Regions from separate parts of the Homo sapiens genome. Here regions 1, 2 and 3 are each linked to region 4. The links are chromatin loops, found by intact Hi-C in ENCODE. Cell type or tissue: heart left ventricle. All regions are shown on one strand.

The links. Hi-C counts contacts between places; a loop is a spot of excess contacts. Peaks named below come from ENCODE experiments on the same cell type or tissue, not always from the same donor. Only the 100,000 strongest peaks of a DNase experiment are listed, where the experiment ranks them.
Region 1: a loop joins it to region 4, with 2.0 times the contacts of the local background. A loop is called at or near these places in 7 of 110 quality-filtered maps.
Region 2: it touches region 4 in a loop (1.9-fold over the local background); 10 of 110 quality-filtered maps call a loop at or near these places.
Region 3: a loop joins it to region 4, with 2.3 times the contacts of the local background. A loop is called at or near these places in 14 of 110 quality-filtered maps.

The regions. Positions count from the first base shown.
Region 1 is chr6:15,352,290-15,357,289 of GRCh38, reverse strand. The region is part of intron 1 of JARID2 (jumonji and AT-rich interaction domain containing 2); the gene reads right to left. Among named protein-coding and RNA genes, the nearest start is that of JARID2-AS1, 110 kb to the right of the region's middle. In heart left ventricle, no CTCF peak of the experiment used is centred here; no DNase peak of the experiment used is centred here.
Region 2 is chr6:15,362,889-15,367,888 of GRCh38, reverse strand. The region is part of intron 1 of JARID2 (jumonji and AT-rich interaction domain containing 2); the gene reads right to left. Among named protein-coding and RNA genes, the nearest start is that of JARID2-AS1, 120 kb to the right of the region's middle. RefSeq lists an enhancer at 3,794-3,953. In heart left ventricle, no CTCF peak of the experiment used is centred here; a DNase peak (open chromatin) is centred at 2,428.
Region 3 is chr6:15,372,683-15,377,682 of GRCh38, reverse strand. JARID2 (jumonji and AT-rich interaction domain containing 2) reads right to left here. Exons shown (of 18, transcript NM_004973.4): 2 at 3,431-3,566. Among named protein-coding and RNA genes, the nearest start is that of JARID2-AS1, 130 kb to the right of the region's middle. In heart left ventricle, no CTCF peak of the experiment used is centred here; no DNase peak of the experiment used is centred here.
Region 4 is chr6:15,263,789-15,268,788 of GRCh38, reverse strand. All of the region lies in intron 1 of JARID2 (jumonji and AT-rich interaction domain containing 2), which reads right to left. Among named protein-coding and RNA genes, the nearest start is that of JARID2-AS1, 18 kb to the right of the region's middle. RefSeq lists enhancers at 1-305, 306-863, 864-1,422, 3,417-3,556, 3,562-4,071. In heart left ventricle, no CTCF peak of the experiment used is centred here; a DNase peak (open chromatin) is centred at 1,913; H3K4me3 peaks cover 1,072 bases; H3K27ac peaks cover 2,894 bases.

The DNA of each region.
Region 1 (5,000 bases), 89 kb before region 4:
AATTGTTAACTTCATTACTGCAAAATCCCATGTGATGTATGCTTATGGCTGCACTTATTCAGCGTACTTCATGAAGACTTTACATACTCAATGAAAAAACGCATGACTTTCCTAGGCCATGAAGGACATCTGGCTGCAGCAGCCCCTAGTCTTGCCAGTAAGGCTTCGTTCCCTAGAGATGGTCTTTCACTCTGCACTGAGCAAAAGGTACTTAGAACACATAGCCAAGTAACTGTGAAACGAACAAAGTTTTTTGTTGTTGTTTTTTGTTTGTTTTTGAGACAGTCTCAATCTGTTGTCCAGGCTGGAGTGCAGTGGTGCACTCTCAGCTCACTGCAACCTCTGCCTCCCGGGCTCAAGTGATACTCCTGACTCAGCCTCCTAAGTAGCTGGGACTACAGGCACGTGCCACCAAGACCAGGTAATGTTGTATTTTTAATAGAGATGGGGTTTCACCATGTTGGCCAGGCTGGTCTTGAACTCCTGACCTCAAGTGATCCGCCTGCCTCGGCCTCCCAGAACACTGGGATTACAGGCATAAGCCACTGCGCCCAGCCCAAAAACAAACTTTTTAACATAAATAACAAGAATCCAAAATATGAGATAATGAAAACAACTCAGTCGCTTGTCTCTACTTTGTTCCTGTATTTACATTAGGAAAATGTGCACATTAATAAAACTATAATACATTTCTTCCCACTTCAAGCTTATATTTATGAATTTGCCTAAAAAAAAAATGCTCTCCCTTACATATGAAACACAATGTACTACGTGACAAATAGGAAGTTAAAATATATGTACTTGTTAAAGATTCCATAGACGTGAACTTAAGACAAATCCACTAGAATGACTATAATAAAAACAAAAAGAAAAACAGCAGACGTTGGTGAAGATGAAGAAACGGGAAACCTCATACAGCAATTGTGGGAAAGCTACTTAGGCCAAGTGTGGGTTCCTCAAAAAGTTAAACATAGAATTATTCAATTCTATTCCTGGGCACTCATGTAAAACGTGAACACAAATGTTCACAGCAGCATTATACATAATATCCAAAAAGTATAAACAACCCAACTGTCCATCAAATGATGAATAAATGAACGAAATATGGCATATACTTACAATAGGATATTCAGCCGTAAAAAAGATTTCATGGGGCAGCGTGGATGAACCTTGAAAACATAGCTAGGGAAACAGGGAGGCAGAGAGGCCACATATTGCAGGATTCCATTGCTACGAAGTCTCCAGAATAGGCCAACCCACAAAGACAGAAAATACATTGCTGGCTGCCAGAGGTTGCTGGGAAAGGAGGGGGGACTACTGCTAATGGATATCGGGTTTCTCTTTGAGAGTGATGAAAAAGTTCCAGAAATGTACTAAGTGGCCGGGCACACTGGCTCACGCCTGTAATCCCAGCACTTGGGGAAGTCAAGGTGGGCAGATCACATGAAGTCAGGAGTTTGAGACCAGCCTGGCCAACATGGCAAAACCCGTCTCTACTAAAAATACAGAAATTAGCCAGGCGTGGTGGCACGCACCTGTGGTCCCACCTCCTCTGGAGACCGAGGCACGAGAATCGTTTCAGCCTAGGAGGCAGAGGTTGCAGTGAGCCGGGATCACAGCACTGCACTTCAGCCTGGGTGACCTAGTGAGACACTGTCTCAAAAAAAAAAAAGCAAGAGGAAGGAAGGAAGGAATGCACTAAGGACTAAAAGTCTATGAACTGTACTCTTTACAATGGTTACAACAGTGAATCTTATGTGATTTTTTACATAAGCAAAAATAAATCAACTAACCTAAAATCAAATTGTACTTAAAATTACTTTTGAAATACTGTGTGTGAATAATTATTAGTATTATTAGTATTTTATCCCCATATGAAAGTTCTAGAATGTATTAACATTAGATATAAAATCACCTAATAGGCAAAACAAAATCATAATCACTTTGAGTAAAAATTTTAAGATTTCTGCATATATTGCAGCCTTAGTGATCCAAAATATCAGCTTGCATTTTTTGATGTTATCAAGTTCATTGACAATTTCTAACAAAGTATCACTTAAATTAAATTAAATTAAAAAGTAGCTTATCAATACAAAGTACAGGCAGATAATTCCTTTATAACTTATACTAACTACTTTTGAGACCTCACACAGGGCAGAATGGGAATGTGTAAGGTTTTCTCTCCTCCTACCCTTTGCATGACATCCAGTCAGTGACCAAATCCACACAATGGGAGGGAGGGTTCATATAGTGCTCTCAATGAACATTCTTCTGGACTTTCAATTATTTCTTTCTTGAACTCTTATCATGGTCAGCAATCCGCAGCCTAATCAAGTTTTTTGTGCTTGCTCCCCACCTGAAATTCACCTCCCCGGCTTTTCTAATATTCAGTTCTCAAATATCACCTTCTTCAAAGCCTTCTCTGACCAACCTATACCCCAGTCTAAGGAACTCCTTTAACATTCTTTACAGCATTTATCAACCACACAATTCTTGCTTGTAGGGGTAGGTATTCTATGGTTTCCAAACTACATTACCAGCTGAATTTCACCAGTCATGTGGCCTAACCCAGCTAAGTAGCATTCGATATACTGTACACTTTTACAGTCCGGTGGTCTGGGTTCAAATCCCAGCTGTTTACTGGCTCTATGATCTTGGGGAATGTTAAGTACATGCTCATTTCCTTATCTGTGCTTGAATGTCTGCTGTGTATATAATACACTGAAAGTTTTTAGAAGTGTGCCTGACACTGAGTGTTACTTAAGCAGTAACATCAAATGTCTAACCCCTGTGTTAACAAAGGACAAAGAAAGCATTAAAGTATGCAGTAATTTCCTGTTGCTGCTGTTAACAAATTATCACATTTCTGTCTTAAAACACAAATTTTCTTACAGTTCTGGAAGTAAGTAGTCCAAAATCAGTTTCACTGTGCTGGTGGTGTTAGCAAGGCTGGATTTTTCTGCAAGCTCTGAGAGAATCCAATACCGTGCCCTTTTCAGCTTCTAACGGCTGCTAATATGCCATGGCTTGTGGCCCCCTTATCCATCCTCAAACTGCATCACTCCCACCTTCGGTCCTGTCTTCTCGTCTCATTTTTTGCTCTGACAGTGAGCCACCTACCTCTGTTTAATAAGGACGCTTGTGATTACATTGGGCTCACCTGGATACTCTTCTCGTCTGATGATCCTTGATCAATCCCAGCTGCAAAATCCCTTTTACTTAGATACACCTGTGAACAAGACTGAACTTGCTGCCATTGAAATACACCTCATGCTGAACTCTGAAAAGGCTATACAGGGATGTGCTGGCACAGAGGGGACTGTTATCTTAAACTGTACGCTTTAGGAACATAAGTGGCAGATTTTTTTCCCCATTTGTTTTTATTTTACTGTACATAAAAGATCAGTTCCTTGAATTTCCTACTGACGAAGTATGAACACCTGAGTGGGTCAAAAATAACTGGTGGCTCCAACTCATGCAAAACTACCATCTCTGTTACGTTTCCCTAGAAAGAGAAAAGTAATTGTTTTGATTGAAAAGAATTTTTTTTTTTGCATTGAAATCCTGAAGAGGTAGAAGGAGTAGAGTATTGGTTGAAGGGGTTTACAATTGTTCTGAGTTCTCAATAAAGAGAAACATGGAATTCCCACCAGGAAAAGGATCATTCTAATGTGACAGGCTCCTAACTTCTGAGCCAGCAGCTTATTACTAGAACACTTAATTCACCACGATCAATTGGCATTCGATTTTGGAATAAAATTTTGCTGTTGTTGTTCAGAAAGAGACCTTCCTCGATAATGATATTTTTTCCTAAATAACATAAGCATTCTTGTCTCCAAACTGCTCTTTTTAAAACCACCATTTAAGTAGAAATTTAAGTAAGATATGAATGAATCAAAGCTCTCTCAGAATAGGTACAACGATATGAATTAAGCTCAAGATTTCTACTGTAATGTATATAAGTGAACAATAAACACATGAAAACATGCTCAATATCATTAGTGGGTAAATGCAAATTAAAACAGCAATGCGATACCACTTCACACCTACTACAATAACTATTTTTCTAAAAAGACAGGCAACAAGTATTGGAAAGGATGCAGAGAAACTGGAACCTCAAACAGCAGTGGGAGTGTAAAATGATACGGTGGCTCTGAAAAATACTCAAAAGGCTATTACTCAAAAGGTTAAACAGTTGCCATGTGACCCAGAAATTCAATTCTCTGGCATACACCCAAAAGTGAAAAACAGTCCACACCAAAACTTGCTTACAAATGTTCACAGCACCATTATTCATCATGACGATAACATGGAAACCACCCAGCCAAGTGTCCATCAACTCATGAATGCATAAAATGGGACATATCCATGCAACAGAGTATTGTTCACCAATAAAAGCAAAAGATGTATTGATGTCTCAATAGCCCTTTGCAGCTGTAATAAGTAACCTCGTGGCGCTATGCTATGCGTATTTATTTACAAAACTTATTCCACTGTACACATTATTTACAGTGAATTTAGACTTACAGTCATGTCTGAGGGGGGAAAAGCAGAGGTTGCACCCTGCCTTTGAACTGTTCTGCCTGCTGGAAGCACACCATCATTGTCTGCTCCCTACATGACAGCCAAGTGAACTACTTAATAGACACTCAGACAACTTCATGTTTCCAGGACGTTAAGGGAGAGTAAGGTGGAAAGGACTGAAGCACAGGAAAAGGATCTGCAAGGAAACCCCAAGATGCAGAGCTTCATTTGTATCCCTGACTTAGACCTCCCAGGCCATGCTTGGAGCCTTCCCTTCACTATTCTGATTCCTGGATCATGTGGTCATGTGGTCCTCTGGGGACTTTTTACTTAGTAATCTACATCTGAGCTGGGGGAAGAATAGTCTTCCTCTCCAATGACAATGCACGTTATCAGGAAACAGCTTACAGACAGAGGACAATGTAACATTAATATTAAGAACGGGGTGGAGAGGCGGGGGGCTACATAGTTTCTTA
Region 2 (5,000 bases), 99 kb before region 4:
TGCCACCCAGAGGATGATACTTGGAGTCGACTGGAAAGACTTGAAAACTCCATCATGATTGTACTAACAGCAAACCTCTCCTGGGGAAGCAGGAGTTGGGCAGTGAGCTCAGCACCACCTGCATTTAATAATCATGATTTCTCTGCTCAGCCTTCCTTTAGTATAAGGTCCACACCACTGCTTTCTCCCTTTAGAGTCAAAGGTATGGGGGAAACGAAGTAATCGTGAAACTTTTAGTTATTTCTAGAGATGAATTCCAGAGTCTTGACGCAAATGTGGCATTGGTAGTCAGTCCATGGCAGATATCAGATCAGGAAGTAAAATTTCAAAACTCAGAAATGTGTTAGTAGCCAGAGATGTTAAATATGTAACTCACACTGACTCCTAGGTAAAAGCAAAATTAAAATTATTGGTTTGCAGAGGCTTCATGTAAACAATATATGAAAAAAAACTATTATTAGTAGTGGGGATAGAAGTGGGAGTAGGGGAAGGAATTTTCTATTACTAGCCTACAATTGGCAAACCATCGTTATGCAATTTGTTCATACCTTGGTTTTTATTATGGTTTCAAATTCAGGCCATCTTGATTTGGGAGAAGGAAACAAAGATGAAAAAGCATGGGTTAAAGGAAAACACATTTCTGATCAATTAAAAATCAATTTTCTGACAATTACATCTATTTAAAAATGGAAGACAGTTAATTTCCTATCACTTGCAGGCAAACTACCTTAGACACTCATGCTTCACAGGTAGAGTGGTCAAGTCATTTATTACCCAAATCAAGGGCACTGGTAGTAACGACAGGGAAATACCTCGTGGAAACTGGGTCATGGGTCAACCAACTCTACCAGGCCCCTTCCAGGAAATCTGAATCAATTAAAAACAAACCAAAAAAAGCCTACAATGACACAAAGACTTTTTTTTTAACCATATCTCCAAAAAGAAATAAAGCCACTACAATAAATATTATAAAACAAATATAACATAGACATAGCAGGATTGTAAGTGTGACACACATCTGTTCTAAAGTTGGAATTCAGACCCCCCACCAATGTTTTAAATAACAACCTGGTGATAAAGAGGCAGAAGGTGGCAACCTAGGTGCACTTACGGAAGGTGCTGCAAAAAAACAATCCTGCTTCCACTGGGCAGGGGCACAGGACATCAAAGGCTCTTCACAACCCCTAGTACCTAAAACCAACTGAAATGCAGAAATCGCCTTCGAATTGATGGGGCCATAGGAGACCAAGGAAAGGAGCACTCAGGATCACAGGCAGGAAGATCTCCTAACACAGAGCCTCTTTATTAAAATTCACAGAAATGCTAAGACATGGCAATTGGAGTTGCCAACCCCACCCCCCACCCCCCCCGCCCCCCCCGCCCCCCACCCACATATAGAGATCGCTAGAGCTCTACAGGTGGAGGGATGTGGCTACTTTCAAAAAGAAAAAGAAGTGCTTTTCCTGACTCCAATGCCCAAAGGACCAACATGCAATGTCATATCATGGGATTAAGGATGGTGGATCTGAACAACAGCCGTACAGAGCTGAATAGCAAATGAAAAAAAACATTCTAAAAAACTAGGCCCATGGACAAGGAAAGGATTGATTGCTATTTCCTCCTCCCAAGGATAAATGACTGGAATCCTGTACATGAATGCCTTTTATTTTCAGAACGTGTTTCTCATATACCTGCTGTTAAATCACCCTACTTGAAACAACTTGTGGCTGCCTGATATGCCAAACCTGTTCCAGCAACACTTTGAGAGAAAAACGAAAGCACCAAATAAAAAATTGGGAGGGAATGTTGATTCTTCCCACAGATTAAGTGTAAACAAAAATGGGGTTGGGGGTGATGAAGGAAAATGAGAAAGGTACAACTTCAACTTTGTCTAAAATAACCTTTTCTTCCCTTTTAACAAAGTAACAGTAGTACTAATAATTTCCAATTGATTTAATTCCAAAAAAAAAAAGTAGTCTGTCAATATTCAAATAAAGTGAAGCCTGAGTAACATTCACAACTGGAAATAAGGGGCCAGGAAACATCTTGAGAGAAGAAACTTACTTACTGAACTTGTGAATGATGTTCCCTTGCCTAGGGTTTAAATTAAAAGCACTTCAAAGCAGCAAATTTCTTCAGACAGACATGCTTCCCAGGTTAGGGTAAACGGCCTGAAAATGCTTCTGCAAGGAGAGTTTTACTTCTTCCAAACTCCCATTAAATAATGTGTACTTATCTTTGATTACTGCCTATTTAAAAAAAAAAAAAGCTGCAGCTGAAATTGGATTAAGAACTTCTGCTGAAAACGATTTATTGCATAACACAACTCTGACAGGCTGAATCTCCGGCCACCAACTGAGCCTTTATAAAAATCTGCTGGGCAGCTGCCAAGTCAGCTCTTTTGCGTCTGAGCATGTCAGACATCCGCCGTCGTCAAGGCAGCAGCATGGCAGCAAGACGTCCGCACGCTCATGGTTAAAGGGTGCAGTCAGGGAACAGAGCAGCCAGAACCACGCAACACGGCATTAAAACCTCCTGCAGTGCTGGATCTGACGGTTCGCTTTTTCAATGTAATCAAAAAAGACCCAAGATCTACAGCAGGATTATCTTCCAGCATCTAACAGACACCTGGATTGTCAATGTACCTTCACTGATGGAGTGGTGGCGAGGAAATCAAATTACAAATAAATTATTGGCCAGTGTCTTCAAAAATCAAATCAAATAAATAGTTCAATATCACCAATGCCAGTGTGCAACTATATATGACTTCACTTTGGGAATTTATGTTACTAGAATTTCCTTGGGAATTTATGTTAATTTATTTACAAAGAAATTCTAATATTTGGATCTTTTAATCACTAATGCCTTTTTATGTTCATTATGATATACCCCCAAAAAATCCCCAAATGCCACATTCTAATCTGCACCGTCTAATACAGTAGCCACTAGTCACATGTAAGTACTTATAATTAACTCAATTAAAATTTAAAATTAAGGTCCTTGAGTCATGCTGGTCACATTTCAGTTACTCAATGGCCACAATCCGACCACCTGTCAATGGACAACACAGCTACAGAACGGTTCTGTCATCACAAGAAGTTCTTTTGGACAGCACTGACATATCTGCATTAAATTGGATAGGGTTTCAATTGACATTGCGTGTTACGTGATAGTGCATTTTACTACGTCCCTGAGAGTCTTATGTGCCTTATGTGTTACTCCATTTACCAAGAAAACTGTGGGAGATAAGAAATCTTTTACAAGAAAATTAGAGTCTAAAGCAGGCAAGAACTATTCAAAGTGCAGACATCCACTCATACAACTCTCCAGGTTGGAAGTGGTTCCAGTCCTGTGGGGCACATCTGGCCTCTAGGGGTTTTGCAGGAAACCCCTCTTGCAGGAAACATCCTGAAGATGAAGTAAAGTCTGTCTGCAAAGCCTTGAAGACACACTGCTTTCCTACACCTTCAAATCCTTTTCTAAGGAAATCACTACAAAATAAAGCCTCCGGGATTGAGGCCAGACAAAAACCAGTCCTATCCACCAGCCAGTCTCCAAGTACCCACAGGGTGGCCAAAACAGGCTTGATTTGATTCATGGTTGCCCCTTACTGACAGGGCTGGTTAGAATTACGGCCCTGTGGGTGATGGAAAGGAGTTAGTGCTGCTGTTTCTTCCACCAGGACCCAGGACACTGCTGGGGGATCATTTTATGAGATCAATCAATGCCTGACTGACTCGCTGGCTTTTTTGGTTGAACAATAACTACCCCACCCGAACCCCAGCAAGGAAATAAACAGAAGTATACGTATATTGTCACAAGACTGGTTATCTCTGGTCATGTTATATTACAAACCACCAGTTTATTTTTGTCTATCTCATGCAAATTTCCACACTAACAGAAAGTCTACAAATAAACTCTGTCCTTGGACTTAACATAAACTGACATATTGCCTTATTTTTTCCAGAAACAGATAAAGTTGTCTCATATGCCTTAACCCCTTCCTGTGTCCTCCAGCCCTCCCAATAATTAATAACCACCCTGGGATTGGCACCCTTTCATTACAGGTATGGGCCTCCAGAAACCATTCTGATGCACATTTTCCCTCCAAAAAGCATTTCCCACTAATAACGTGTGTCCACCAAGCGACAGGGCACACACATTTCCTGTACATATTCTCTTCCACATTTTTCAACTAGCATACTTATCACACAAACATTTTTAAATGCTGAAACTGAGGTTCAGAGGTGTGAAGTAGTACAGATCACATTCTGACTAGTCTGTGTCTTACTCGCCTTTTATGTTCCTGAGACATAGCAATGAGTCCAGCACGTAGCAGGCACTTGAAGGCCATTCCAAGACACAACACAGGGAAACAGGTGGCAGGTGGAAAGAGTGAGAGGTACAAAGAAGCCTGGATTCCAATTCTGGAATTCTGTGAATCTTACAGTGGCTCATGTGTAAAACAAATAATTATCTAAGGCAATGGTGGCAAACTTGAGCAGACATCAGGAACACTCCCAGGGCTTGTGAACACACACTGTGCACAGCCTCCTTTCGCTGAGATTCTCTCAGGTGATGCTAATGCTGCTGGTTCAGGGATTACACGTGAGAAGTGCTGGTGTTTGAACAGCAGACATGCAGCCTATTCAACTTTCATCCTAGTCTTCCAGGAAAACTGTTCTCACTGCCATGAGAAACACTCTAATTGCCAAATTTAACGCAAACTTTTTATCGGCAACTGGACTCTCCCCTGGTTTTCCTGCCACACTAAAATACCTTTTCTGCTGTTTCATCACCTCCACCACCTTCAAGTTTGATTCTTCTGCCGTCCCCTTATCTCCAATCATAATCTAAATACTGATAACTACTAAATCATCTTCTTGACAATCTCCTCCCTCCCCACCACAACCCTCTCCACACCACCTTCCTGGCTACTCTGGTCTAGAAACCGAAACTGGACTTGGCACTTTTTTTCTCATTGTTGACATTTGCTTTCA
Region 3 (5,000 bases), 110 kb before region 4:
GGCTAATTTATTATTATTACTATAATTTGTAAAGACAGGGTCTCAATTTGTTGCCCAGGTGTGGTGGTGCATGCCTGTAATCGCAGCTACTTGGGAGGCTGAGACAGGATAATCGCTTGAACCCGGGAGGTGGGGGTTGCAGTGAGCCAAGATCATGCCATTACACTCCAGCCTGGGTGACAGGCTCACAAAAAACCACCACCATTATAGTCAATCCGCTGTGATATGGTTTGGCTGTGTCCCCACCCAAATCTCAACTTGAATTGTATCTCCCAGCATTCCCACATGTTGTGGGAGGGACCCAGGAGGAGGTAATTGAATCATGGGGGCTGGCCTTTCCCGTGCTATTCTTGTGATAGTGAGTAAGTCTCACGAAATCTCATTTTCTCTTGCCACTGCCATATAACAGGTGCTTTTCACCTCCCTCCATGACTCTGAGGCCTCCCCAGGCATGAGGAACTGTAAGTCCAATTAAACCACTTTTTCTTCCCAGTCTCCAATATGCCTTTATCAGCAGTATGAAAACAAACTAATACACCCTGCTTCCACTCCCACTAACCTATCTTCTGATTTCATTTGACATTTAGGAAGTGTTTCTATGAGATAGGACATGAGTGATGGCTGACTATAAAGTATCCACTCAAACTAAAGGGATTTTTCAGCAAAGCATGCATATACATACACGCATATATACACAAAGACACACAGACACGTCCACATATATATGCACAACACAGCTTGCAGTTACAACAACCCCTACTCCTAGCCTCACCAGCCCTAAAGTCTTGGTTGCTCCCTACTGTGTGAGCTTTCTCTGGATCATGCTCCGAAAACACCTACAGAAGAGGAGCTCTTCCCATGATACCAATTCTGTTTTCCAGTGATTCCAAGTAGCTCCCCAAAATAAGAAAGTACACTTTGTTTAAGATGGTAGCTGCCTTGAAAATAATGATTTTTTAAAGAGAGAGTCTCGCTCTGTTGCCCAAGCTGGAATACAGTGGTGTGAACATAGCTCAATGCAGCCTTGACCTCCTGGGTTCAAGTGATCCTCCTGTCTCAGCCTCTTGACTAGCTGGGACCAGAGGCATGTGCCACCATGCCTGGCTAATTTATTATTATTACTATTATTTGGAAAGACAGGGTTGTAGTTTGTTGCCCAAGCTGGTCTCGAACTCCTGGGCTCCAGCAATCCTCCCTCCTCGGCCTTTCAAGGTGCTGGGATTACAGGCATGAACCACCGCACCAAGCAAAATAATGATTCTTAAAGCACACTCAAGTCCTGAAACAAGGAGATCTGTTTACTCAGAACTGCTATAGAAATCCCACATACAGAATAACAAAAAGGTAACCTTGGAACGCTGCCTTCATAAAAACCAACACAAACTAGAAAATGGCATATTCACAGCAATTTCACAACCCAAAGAGAAGCCGAGGTGTCTCTGTATTTTTTAAAAGACTTAAAAGTCTTTATCTGGATGAAAAGCAAACTACCATGACAAAAACTAACCTTCCCTTATGAAGGTAGTGCCAGAATAAATAAAAAGACTTCAGTGATCCCAATGTGGGCATCTTTGCCAACTGAGATTTTTCTCCTCAGTATCATCAATCCCTTGACTCTGCCAGAGCTAAACCTACATTTGGCCAACTGGCTGACAGCACTGGTTGCTTCTGGAATGACAAACTTTAGTTTTTGTTCATTTACTCAAATTCTACCTTTATTAAATCCTGAACATCTGGCTAACTTCTTGTTCTAAAAGCTGGTGTTTCCCAGTTAAGAAAATATGGGTGTTTTTGTTTCCACTGTTGGCAATGCCAAGAAACACTAAGGCATTACACCATTCCTGAACAGTACAGTGAGAGCATCACAACCATACAATCTAACAGTACAGCAGTCACTGCTCCACTCTAAACTCTAGGATTAAGTGATATTCTCCTTCATACCCAACCCCCCACATTTAATCAAGCAAGATGCTACGTTCAACGTGAATCAATGACAATAAACACGATCTATATCACATCAAATGTTCTCCAACTACACACAAGGTTTTTAGTTTACTGTATTACAAGCAACGAATGGCTAGGGTCCCTCTCTGCTGGAGACCCACAGAACAAGGCAGAGTGCCTTTTAGGAAAGCAGCTATGAGGGTCTAAATTGGATTCTATGGCAATAGATTCCACAACTTATTTTGTTTTCTGCAAATGTTAAGACTCAAAATGGGCCTTTCCCATACATGTTGGCTGAGATTTGTTGAGAGACGCACACATGACTGAGCCACTATGGCCTTAATGGTTGACCTCCAAAGGCAAGTCACCCATAAGAAAGAAAACCCGGGAGGGTGGACAGAGGCTCTTCTTTCAAGTCACGCAACAGTGGAAGGAGACAGCACAACTAGGGTGAATGGTGAAGTTCAGAGAGGTCATCTCAGGAAACTCTGCCATTGCCCCATAGAAACAGAGCAGCAACAGGTACTGCTGTGCACTAGTGCCTGTGAACACTAGTTCCAACAGGAGGCTGCCAGACAACTCACCATACAACTAAGGTGGTGGGAAACAAATTGGAAGCCATGGTGAACCTGTCCTTTGGCACCCTAACAAACTGTCAAGTACCCCATATGTGGTGACTCTCCTAAGACCAGAGCCATAGCTCTCAAAAAAGAACAGAACCTGCTCTTTCTCATCTCCTTGCCCCAAGGAAGCATAAACAAAAACATGGTCAATTCATTCACTTTAACTGTAATCCTGATAAGTACACAGGGGATTATAGAATGTCACTGCATTCCCCTGAAATAAAATAGTAAACTACAAGCAAATGTTTGTCCTCAGATACTTTCTGTTGGATGACTTCATCTGCACCATATGAACCCTGTTCAAAACAGACATGAGAACAAACTCATATAGGAACAAGTTTCTTTCCAGGCATCAAGGAGCCAAGTGATAATCATCCAGGAAGAAGCACACTTCTAGAGGTATGCAAAGCTGTCCCACTGCAGGAACCTGCCCAGCAAGGAAGGAAGGAGAGATGAGAAAGCCGCTGAGCCAGAGAGCAGGAAAAGCAGTAGACAGAAAGATTTAGGCTATTTCCTATACAACCCGGGGACAAGAACTAAAGACTCCACATTTCAGCAAGATCATCAAAGAGTTCTGCTCACATACCAGTGTGGAAAGACATACATATAGAAAAACCAGCAAGACAGGACCTACAGAACAGACTAATGTATTTTGTCCACTATATAACGCGGTACATAAAGGAACACAAAAACAACCCTATAAACCCAACAGGATGTCTGCAGTGCAGATTCACCTAGCCTACAGACTGCCTTTAGGTGCCTAGACCAGGAAGCACAAGCTGCCAGAATACATCCAATTCAGGAACAAGTCCACGCCCAGAGATATTGTACATTCCAATGAGATATTCCAAGAGTCAACTCACCATTCACAGTTTTCAGGCTCCCAGCAATGCCTTCCGCATGCTGCCTCTTCTGGGAATTCTTGAACTCCTTCAGAGACAAATAAAGGACTTTACGTACCACCCGTTCTTCTGACCACGGAATCCCATCACTGTCATCCTGAAGAAACATAAGAAAAGAGAGGAGTTACTGAATAGAAAGCAAGGCAATATTCAGAGTCAAAATAAACTTTATTTTAAAGGAATTTCCGAACACGTACTGTGTGACCACGACCCAGTTCTCAATGTCAGAATTACACCCATAAGGTAAAGGGGCAATGACCTTTCTGAACAGGCCTCAAAGAAAAGTGAATCCACAGGCTGTTAAAAAGAATGAAAGCAACACACAACCATCTCACTTCTTTATACGCCCCAAAATCAAATACGTTCATCAACTAGTAATAGTTTTATATTCCTGACAAAGTTCAGAAAAAGGTGTTGTTATACCCACAACCAGAAGGATAATGGATCATTTTACTTGAGTTTTATAAAGTGAGCAATGCCAGAATGTACACTGCAACAGAAATATGTACGGAGCTCTTAAAAATGTTGCTGCCTCCCTTGGGAGCTCAAAGGATACAGCAGATATGGGTGCTGTGCATTCAAGGAATTTACAATCCAGTCAGAAGACATGGAATTGGATCCGCATTGGCCACTTAAGTAAAAGAATCACAAATAAAAGGAGAGAGTACTGCAGAAGGAGGCAACTGATCTTGGCGGCATACAACTGGCATGATTTTTGTTTTAATGTACACATTAATGATGGATCTTGAAGGTCTCATTTCAAACTGGCAACCTCATGTCTGTTGCTCCAGAACGAATACAAGTTCTTAAGAATTAACAAAATGAATGCAGAGATGACCAAAAACAAACAGCCAGCCCAGAGACTATTCCAGCAATTCCAGTCATAAAGATATAAAGAAAGACTCAAATTTTAAAAGCACTAAAGAGGGAAGAAAAAATTATACAGAGACTTGAGACAGAGCAAGAGGTGGGAAGACAGACATGGTTGACAACAGTCACTAAAGCAAGGTAAATAGGAAGAGATACATGTTTAAAGAATCAGCAAGATTAAGTCACTATAGTTTTTATTAATAGATGATGATTCACATGGCCAAGGATATTGAGAGGTTCTCTTCTGTAGCTGTTAATCTAAGAAGGACTTATGTTCACACACCTACATCAGACTTAATTAAGCATTTTATAAAAGTTCATTTTAGAAATGGAAGCAGGCCTGGCATGGTGCCTCACGCCTGTAATCCCAGCACTTTTGGGGGCCAAGATGGGCAGATCACGAGGTCAGGAGTTCAAGACTAGCCTGAATAACATGGTGAAATCCCATCTCTACTAAAAATACAAAAACTAGCCAGGCGTGGTGGCACGCGACTGTAATCCCAGCTATTCAGGAGGCTGAGGCACGAGAATTGCTTGAACCTAGAGGGAAAGGTGGCAGTGAGCTGAGATCGTGCCACTTCACTCCAGCCTGGGAGACAGAGTGAGACTCAGTCTCAAAAAAAAAAATAAATAAATAAATAAGAAATGGAAGCATACAGAT
Region 4 (5,000 bases):
TGCAGCTGCGTGTGAGCATTCTGCCAACTGAAGCACAGGAAGAAGCTCTCCCATGTTAAAAATTTCCAACTGGGAGATTTACAAAACAGCAGGGGAGGATGGATGGGGCAGAGGGAGACGTGTGCATGTGAAAGAGCTGCAAAAAGCTCCCTTTTTTGTGTTCAAGTCCCAGAGGCCTTCGGAGGCTTGTCATGCTTCAGCGATTGCCACCCCCTCCCATTTTACACCCCTTCCAAAGCCACCGTCCTTTCCATCCAGGCTTTCGGATATAAGTACACATTCTGCAGAACCACTTCTTAGCTGTTCCTTTATTTTACCCCCATCTCCCCAGGCCGCCCCAACACTCATTCTGCCATAACTGGATAATGGAAAGAAGCTTAACAGGGAGGTAGCAACCATTTCCCTCTGACTAAATGAAGTCCTGGCGTTAAGCTGCACTCCTCAGGAGGAAATGACAAGCATTTTGGCAAATGAACTTTTTTGTTTTCTATTAGCAGCAGCAAGATATCCACTGTTGACAACAGCAAAAGTTCACAAAGATAAGCTTCTAGGCTGTGTTTTTAAAGCTCTTCGGAAAATCTAGCTCTACCCTTACGAAAAGCCAATTTGGTCAAAAATGCTGTCAGAAGGGTTTGGAGGTTTGGTTTTAAATTTCCATATTAAGTGATGGGGTTTGGTCTTTTCAGAGAAGGAAAGAGTCACCACACTATCACAATTTCTAGGAAGCAGGCATGCACATTAGGTATGGTGTCCCACTGTCGTCCATCACCTATCCCCTGTTCTGGGGTGTGGGGTTGTCCATACTATTAACCGATCCCCGCCGCAGTTAAGCCTTAGGAGTTGCAACCCCACAGCATCCTCGGGGGCTGCTGATGTACACTTCATGGAACCAACTTTCTTCTTACTAAATCCTCCGCTGAATGCAGTTTTTTCTCAGGGCCCCAAGCAACACAAACACATCCTCAGGAGTGCAGGTAAAATATAAACCCTCTGGGGATCAGCATGCACACCACCCAAAAACCCCCTACTGCATATCTACAGAGGTGCACAGTAACAAAGCACTGGCAGACAGACAGGAAGCACTCCATAAGGTCCTCGGGAACGCAACCATTGAGTTCGCGCGTCACACCGGACTTCTGAAGACAGGACAGCCAAAAAATATCCTTCATAAGGAGTTAATGCCATGGCTTGAAACAGTCAACCAGAAAATTCACTAGAACCAGCTTACTCCATTCCCAGAGCATTCAGAGTCTGTCTACATGTTACTATAATTTGAAACCTGATTCTAAGAACATCCTTGTACCTAGGCCATTTCACAACTGATGCTCTTGCAGAAGGTATCGGTTCCCTCCTGGGCACCTACTGCTGTTTATAACCAGTTGGTTAGGCTTCAGGATCCTTTCCTGGTGGTTGCTGACATGCCTTTTGCTGCCCCTCAAGCAGATCTTTGAGCTATCTCTATGTAGATAAAAGGAAAGGCCTCACTCTGTCTTATGTCAGATACTGATAAGCCGCTTTAAGATTTTCTTTTTCATGGGAGTGGGAGAATAGTTTAGGAGAGTAAGAGAATAACACTCCAGGAAGCCCAGGGTCTCTTTGGACACTGTGTTCAGAGTTTCAGAGTGTTGAATTCACCATCTCTCCCCACAGCCAAAGAAGACAACTTAACTGTTTGCCATCCAGTAAGTTGCAATATGTCAGCATTAACCCAAACCCTCGATCACGCAGCTAGAAGCAATACTAATATACAGGTGGAAGAGAATGCCTACAATGAAAGGGGCACAGTTGTGCCTATTAGAGCACCTAATCTCCACTCAGGGACGCACGTGCACCCCACATTACAATGGAGAACACTGAGAATTTAAACCACGGCCTGGTGATCCTCCTGGACATGCAGCTAATAAGTGGCTGAGGGACAACCAGTGGTCAGCTGGCGCCCTGATTGTTATTACAGCAGTGCATTTTCTAGGAGGCAGGCCACTGGCGAGGTCTCCTGGGGTCATGAGATGACTCTGACATGAAATAACAAACACACACAATCAGATATGCGTCCACAAAGCTGTTTCTCACCCTGCCCCCAAAAAATGTTTAAACATTGAGAGTGTAGAACTTTCAAGCTACCAAAAGAAAATGTTTTGCCTTAAAATGACAAAAAAGCAGAAGAAACTTTGATGAAAGATTCCTAAAACTCAAAATATACTACAAACACCCTAGCCAGGAGAAACACGTTGAGCAACGGAAGTGCAACCAAGCGCTGCTAGGCTGACAACAATGACCATGAAACTGCTGTTTCCTTATGAGGCCCTGCAAATTAGTCCTTCCCCCAGCGGGAGAGGATATGGAGCTCACGGTTTGCTATTTTCCTTTTCATTACTACTATTCCAGGGTGCAGGTAAGAAAGAGAAAGAGAAGGAATTTGGGAAGACGTTAAGAAGTAAAACTCTAAACTATTACTTATGTTGTTTGCTCTCTGTTGGAAGATCATTGTAACTAATAGTTAAAATATACTTGGCAGAGACCGTGCTAAAAAGCTCTTTAAAAGAGGGGCCATACAAGGATCCCCAAACTCTGCTTAATCAGTACCAACACCACAGGAGATTCATCGGACACACTTGTCTTCCTGGGCTCCAGAGACTTCCTAAGGTAAAATGGGAAGACACAAATGTCTCCAGGAGAGCATATGTGACAGTTCTTTGAGAGAAAGCTGATCAGTATTGACCTTTAATTTGGAGACACTAAGCCTCGTGCCATCTCTTTTATGAATATGAGAGAGCACTTTGGGACCTTTTCCAGCTGGGAGGAAGGAAGCACAATTATTCACCCCCGTTGGCTAGGAGACCTGATGAGCTCCACTTTCAAAACCGTAACAGACCAGCCACCGCCCATGCCCTCCAGTTTCCATGAGGCAGAGACCCCTGAGTGGAGAAGGGGTCTGAATGTAAATGAGGGAGGGGCTGGGACAATCCCACACTATCCTGTGAATGACCATGATGCTGGTCCCAGATTCCTGCTTGCCCAGTCCAAAAGCAAGTGAACATGCTGCCCGGGCTCATCAGGTCCCTGGGGAAGAGGGTCACCTTACACTGTTAAGACAGCATTCACGGAGAGCCCTGCAGAATACTCCTTAATTGCCTGGAAAGTGACCTGTCCAATGGGGCTTTCCTGGCTTCTTGGCTGCCAGCCAAGAAGTAGCCTTAACTTCTGTACCCATGGGGAGAGATGAGGGCAAGTCCCAAAGCAGTATCACTTCACAAAATAAATCTCACAGAGCCAAATCTGGAATGTTACTGCACAGATATTTGAAATCCCAGCTGACAGTCCTATACCTATTTGGGGCTGGGAGGATGATTAAGGCTTTAAATCTCAATTACACTTATGGAACTCTAAATGACTGCGTGGTTTTTTTTTGTTTTTTTTTTTTTAATGCAAACCTAAGTTTGGGATGCAGAACTACAGAGACAAGAACTCAGCAAGCACCCCCACTTCCTCCAAAGAGTAGTCAAGTCCCACAGCACAGCCCGGAGCAGTAGCTGTTAAAAGACAAGGGCTGGGCTGGATCCGGCCAACATTACAAGGACAACCAACTGGTCTCATTCCTTAGTCTTGTGCTTTTAAAGGGCAGACGATGTGCCAACTATTTTAAAGCTCCAACACACTAATTCTGTAAACAATAATAGCTACAGCCTGCACACTGCGCACTGGAATGGATTCCTCAACTTGGCCTCATCACTTATGCAGCTGATGAAACAAACACTGACAGCTTTTTTGCATTTGTAAAGGCCCCACAGCAGCTGTGGTGATCCCACCATAGAGCAATGAATTAAGCCTGAAACCCAGCTGGGTCTGAACAGAAGCCTTTTTTGCACAATACAGCAAGACTATCATTGTTAACCTAGGCATTATTGGGAAATATTCTGCATTACATTATAGGGCAGTTCTAACTCAATTCTTAAAATTAGCTCTAATAAGCAATTTTAGTAGGAGGGATGTGGCGTTAGCCTTTGAAAGGCACAAGTATGTGTATAGGTTATAGGTACACCACATAAAAGCGGCCCGGCAGAACACAGATTTCCAGTTAAACAATGCAAAGTTTAAAATATTAACTCCTTCTTAGATATTCTCTCTCTCTCTCTATCTCTCTCTCTCTCACACACACACACACACACACACACACACTCACACCTACCTTCTAAACTGAGGTGGGTGTCTAAACTAGTAAATTCTTGGCTACTTGGCCACTGCAGAGAAAAATATTGAATATAGCTGTCAGGGCTCCTGTTAGTAAGCCAAACTAATGACCTGAGCACAGGAGTCAATTTGGAACAGAAAACCATACCAGAAAAACTGGAGTGTGAGAAGCATGATTAATACCATTAGTAAAGAATTTTTTGACAATGACCTTGAGCACTATGAAATAAATAAGATTCCAAATACTGATTAATACCATCAGTAAAGAATTTTTTGACAATGAACCTGAGGACTATGTAATAAACAAGATTCCAAATACTGACGGACACACTGGTGTTTACAGGCTTCTTATCATCAGGAAGTTCTAGGAAGGCAAAGACACCCACACCAAGACATGTGCTCCTACAGAATCGGAACACGCACTCTCTGCTTCACAAAATGCTTCTCAATACCACTAGGCCACATGACATTTGCAGTCCCCACCATCCACTTCTCTTATGTTGCCTTACAGTTTTTCTAACAATTAAAAATTGCCTGAAATTAGCCAGGCATGGTGAAGCGCAGCTCTAGTCCCAGCTACTTGGGAGGGTGAGGTGGGAGGATCGCTTGAGCCCAGGAAGGTTAAGGCTGCAGTGAGCTGCGTTCACGTCACGGCACTCCAGTTTGGGTAACACAGCGACACCCTGTATCTAAAAAATAAAAATTGCCAGCCGGGCACGGTGGCTCACGCCTGTAATCCCAGCATTTTGGGAGGCCGAGGCAGGCAGATCACCTGAGGTCAGGAGTTTGAGACCAGCCTGGCCAACAAGGTG